2 separate regions of the Homo sapiens genome follow, and region 1 is linked to region 2. A link is a loop called in an ENCODE intact Hi-C map of the cell type or tissue named here. Cell type or tissue: psoas muscle. All regions are shown on one strand.

What was found. Hi-C counts contacts between places; a loop is a spot of excess contacts. Peaks named below come from ENCODE experiments on the same cell type or tissue, not always from the same donor. Only the 100,000 strongest peaks of a DNase experiment are listed, where the experiment ranks them.
Region 1: it touches region 2 in a loop (5-fold over the local background); 10 of 110 quality-filtered maps call a loop at or near these places.

Annotation. Positions count from the first base shown.
Region 1 is chr17:27,586,233-27,588,732 of GRCh38, reverse strand. KSR1 (kinase suppressor of ras 1) reads right to left here. Exons shown (of 21, transcript NM_001394583.1): 6 at 198-258. Among named protein-coding and RNA genes, the nearest start is that of LGALS9, 44 kb to the left of the region's middle. In psoas muscle, no CTCF peak of the experiment used is centred here; no DNase peak of the experiment used is centred here.
Region 2 is chr17:27,539,129-27,541,628 of GRCh38, reverse strand. All of the region lies in intron 1 of KSR1 (kinase suppressor of ras 1), which reads right to left. It overlaps LOC124903960 (a long non-coding RNA gene), which reads left to right. Exons shown (of 2, transcript XR_007065680.1): 2 at 1-1,830. Among named protein-coding and RNA genes, the nearest start is that of KSR1, 84 kb to the right of the region's middle. RefSeq lists an enhancer at 633-1,432. In psoas muscle, no CTCF peak of the experiment used is centred here; a DNase peak (open chromatin) is centred at 1,028; H3K27ac peaks cover 1,375 bases.

The DNA.
Region 1 (2,500 bases), 47 kb before region 2:
TGAGGGAGCTGCAAGTCCATGTGGCCACCCTGGCAAGGTGAGGGCTCCAGGTAAGTGCAGGGCCATGTCCCACAGGTGAAATGGACAGGCCCGTCAGAGGCAAAGAGCTCGCTGAGAAACAGTGACCAGAACTCCTGGCCCCATCTGGGTACCAGCCCGGCTGTGCCCTGCTCCCCCTCCAGGCCCGCTGTGCCTACCTGTGCGTCACCGACAGCCCGATATCCCTCCGTACCATCTGTGGGGATCCATGCGAGAGATCTGCAGGGAAAGAGGCCGGATGGGCAGGCTGAGGAACTCCGCAGGCGACAGCTCGTGCCCATGACTTCCTAATTCAGAGACCACAGGCTAGAGGGGGGCGCAATGGTTTATTATATAAGCATCTCCCTGATCTATGTCCATCAACACAGGAGCAGGCCAGGCTAGCCCAGTGGCATGGTGTGGTTCCCCTCGCCTCGCTTGGTCCTCTAGCTTGCTCCTGGCCTCTGAGGATGGCTCAGTCAGCTGCCCCTGTGATGTTTCCAGATGAGGAAGAAGGCAGGCTGGAGAGGCAGAAGGCAAAGCCAGAGTGAGGGCAGAAGCTTCTACACAGCCCAACCTCTTGCAACCTCTCACCGACACACCACAGGCCCCCAGTGTGCAGGGGCTCAATTCTGGGTATTTCCTGGTAAATGGCTGAAGCTGTTTACCTCAGGTGGAGGGCCGAGGCTAGCCAGCCCATCCAGTGCCTTTCCAGGCAGAAGCCCCTGGAGGATATTCCTCTGGGAGAGGCCACTGCCAGATATGGGCAGATAGAACGAGGACAAGGTGAAGCTTTACCACATTCTCGAGTGGGCCAGCCCCACCCAGGTACAAGCCTGAGCCTCTGGGGACTTCTTGGGCACCCTCCTTCTCTGCTGAGATAAGGGCCATACGCTTTGGGATGCCCCTGCTGCTGGCCTTCCGGAGGACGTTCCCTCTCCCAGCCTGGGATTCCCCGTAAGAACAGGCATCCCTAGTGCAGTAGACAAGCTGCTGGAAGCACTCTCTCCACCCACCGGCAGCCCGCACATTCAACTCACGCCCCCATACTCAGCGCCATTGCCTCCCAGAGCCAGCCCATGGGTGGGCTTCGGGGGTCCGGGAACCCTCTGGACTGGTTCAGTAGAATGTTGTAGACTTTTCTCTGGAAAGAAGATCTAAGACTTTCATCCAATCATCAAGGTGACCTGTGACCCAGAAAGGTCAGGAACACAGTGCTCGAGTGTGGCCATCTCATGTCCTCTGAGTCAGAAGGTCCCCCGAGGGTGGCCACTGCCCCCCTCAATCCCAAGTGCTGGTCTAGCACAAAGCTGGACTCATGAAGTGCTGGTTCACTTGAGGCCAAGTACCACATAACCAACCTCCATGAGAAGGGTGTGCTGGAGGTACTGAGTCCTCCCACATCAAGGAGAGGGGGATAGGAACAATCTATCTCACCCGCAGCTCTCCCTGGCACATCTGCCATGAGGTTGACTTGTCCCAACTTCCTCCTGGGGCTCACCCCACCCATCAGCAGCCAAGACCACCAAAACACATGGGCATGACTGGGCGCAGTGGCTCACACCTGTAATCCCAGCACTTTGGGAGGCTGAGGCAGGAAGATCACCTGAGGTCAGGAGTTTGAGACCAGCCTGGCTAACATGGTGAAACCCCGTCTCTATTAAAAATACAAAAATTAGCCATGTGTGGTGGCAGGCACCTTTAATCCTGGCTACTCGGGAGGCTGAGGCAGGAGAATTGCTTGAACCCGGGAGGCAGAGGCTGCAGTGAGCTGAGATTGCACTACTGCACTTCAGCCTGGGTGATAGAGCGAGATTTCGTCTCAAAAGAAAAAATAATTAAAAAACACATGGGGCCAAAGGTGCCAGCTACCAGCCTAGGAGAAACAGACTATGTTGGAACTTCAATCAATTAGCCCCAAAAGCCACCTTATGATCTGCACCAACTTCTGGGGGCATGGGCAGTGAGGTGGTGTATGTGCCAAGCACCGCCTCCATCTGATCTGCATGGAGACACTGGCCCTGAAGGCCTAATAATCTCACTGCTCCAGTCCCCGTGTTACCACAGCAATTGGAGGATGACAAGGCTGGGGCTGTCCTAGAGATGGGGGTGTTGAATGTTCCTCCAAGGTTCTGTGAAGGGCCCTGGGAGTTTCTGCCCGGGCACTAAGGGAGGGAAGTGTAGCTCCTCTTCATGCTCCCCCTGTGCCTCCCTGGGGTTCCTACAGCCAGCTCCACTTCAGCATAGTCCCTGCCTGCTGTACCCCTCCTCATCCCCAAGACCCCGCCCACAGCTACGTGACTCTCCTTAGCCAGCTCGGGATAGTACAAAAATAAACTCCTATTTTGCTCAGGCAAAAACCAGACATCTCTGCATTTCCAGACAATTAAAAGCAGACTCCAGAGGCACAGCTGTCTCCCTCCGCTCTGACTCATGAGAGAGGCCCCACAGCATAGCCACGTGCAGGAACGTGCTCCCAACC
Region 2 (2,500 bases):
TCTTGACTGGTACAAGCAGGATGGCAGTGGGCAGGGTCTACCTCTTTTGCGATCCAAAGCCCAAAATCCAGCCACGCCTAGACTGTTCCAGGCAGTGAATCCTGTGAATAAGAGCCACAGGCTTGCCCACACCCTCTAAATGTATCCAGCCACCCAACTGGGCCACCACCTCTGGTCCTGACTTGCAATAACCTACCCTCTGGGCTGTACCCCACCCCTGGCTCTAAGCCAGCATTAAATTCATTAAAACTAGCCATCATGCTGCCTATAACCTGAGGCCATCCCTTTTAAGAAGATCCTAGTATGCTTTACAGAGTGACACGAAGTAACTGGACAGCCACTCCATTCGTCCATCACTTGCCTCTTGTTTTATTTAGTCCTCCTGTGGCAGGTGCAGTTGTGGACCAGCTTCCAGCTCACCAGCACCCACAAGACCCTGACTCCTTTCTCCTCAGTAGGCAGCACCAGACTCTTACGTGGTGCCCACAGCAGTCTTTGCTCCTGCCAAGTCCCTGACTATACCATCCCGAACTTCAGGATGCCACCAAAGCCCTGGCAACTTACTCCAGCCTTCATTCCAGTGGTCCCTGAAGCTGCTGCTCCTCCTCCACTATTGACCCATTCTGTCCATGCCTCGGGGAAGCTCCCCTTACATCTTCCACTTCCTTCCCAAAGCTGGAGTGCATTTCTGGGGACTTCCCACCAACCCAGCCAGCTAAGCAGTCTAGCCTGGCTGCCATGGCCAACTTGTTGCAAAATGATTTCTGAGAATGTAAGGAGGCCTCTGGAGGTTGTGATGCAGCTGACAGTTCCACGCACAGGCACGCAGCGACCATAGCACCCAGCTCCGAGGGGACCAGAGGCAGCCCCTTGGCTCCCAGCACTGCCCAGCCCTCAAGGGCGCCCACGGGGGCTGACATTCATGGGCATGGGACAGAGCAGGAGAGGCACACAGGGAAAGTGGGGCAAGGAGAGGAGAAAGTACAAGTGACCTCAATCCTTGAGCTGGGCATTTCGCAACAGCCAGCCCTCTCCCGGCCCGGCCCATACCCGCACTCTCCTGGGGAAGCTGCCAGGCTTTTACATTTGTGTAGAGACAACCTCCCCGCCAAGCCTCCCACTAGCAATCCTGCCTTGACGTCAAACTCAGAGTCGGGGAACTTCAAACACAAACAAACAAGTCTAACCCAGACCACAAGTGGAGATATTCCCAAGGAGGCCAGGGGTGAGAACGGCCACAGCTGGGAGCTCAGGGCCTCCTACCCTTCCCTATGCTCCACTGGGAATGCAAAGTCTGAGGACCTGACAACAGACTGTAGATGGGAGATTCAACCCCAGGCTGAGACAAAACGAGCTCACTTGTCTAAGAGTATGACTGACTGCCTTTGGCTGGTGCAGCAGTGGGTGCAGGAGACCCTGTATGGAAGCACTGATGAGTTAGCTCCTCTGTGCAACTAAGCACCCACCTTAGATAAATCACATAAATCACCTGTTCCCACTGCTCCAGTACTAAGCATGAGCAGTCAGGGAAAGAAGACTATGAGGTCAACTATGGTTTAAAAGCACCCATGATGCTTCCTGGGAAATGCAAAGCTTGAGCTGGGCCAGAGTGAATGGCCAAGGGCCCGAGTTTTCTCAGCAACAACTGCTAGGCCATTTTATGTGCCACGGAGGTTGTGAGATGCAGCAGAACCAAAGAGGAAGGCATTTCCCTGACCTAACAGCCTAATACAGCTCCCACCTGCAAAGCCAAGGTGAGTCAAAACACTGCTCTTCAGAAAGCAATTATTTGAAAAGTCAGTAAATGATCTGTCTTGATCTGCCTTTCAAGTTTTCCTTCCTGCCTCAATTGATGTAACCCCCCAATATCTCATGTGTTGTTAGTACCAGCAGTCCTTAGGGGCTGTGGGGACCAACAGGACTAAATCATGAGAAAGAAAGACACCCACTTTACCCCCTAACTCCCCTGTGCCTGAAGCAATTGAATAACGGCAACAAAGGACTTCTGACCATCATCCAGTCATTCAACAACCAAACCTCTTCCCAATGCCCGGCACCGTTGGACTCCAAGGACAACGGTCGTAAGCGGCAGGGGTCCATAATTTTCAGGAACCCACACAAGTTGGGGGAACAGATGTGTCCGCACAGACACCTGACCGAGGGCTAGGAAAGGCAAAGCAACAGACAGCAGGTCTAAGCGTCCATGACACAGCAGCCCTGCTGCTCGGTGCTTCTGCTGGGAGGCTGAGGGAAGTGCTGGCCCAGGTGTCAGGAGCCACAGGTGTGGTGTTGCTCACAGACCAGATACTTCATCAACACGGCCTGTGTCCCAGTTCAAACACACACTCCATGTGTTTGTCTGAAGGTCACCAGGCCCACAGGGCACAGCCACGAACTAGTTTACCCCCTCAGCTCAACCCCTCAATCACAACAGGTAATCCTGGAGTATTCCTGACATTGCCAACTGAAAGGCACCTGGGTGTGAATTACCAAGCAGGGG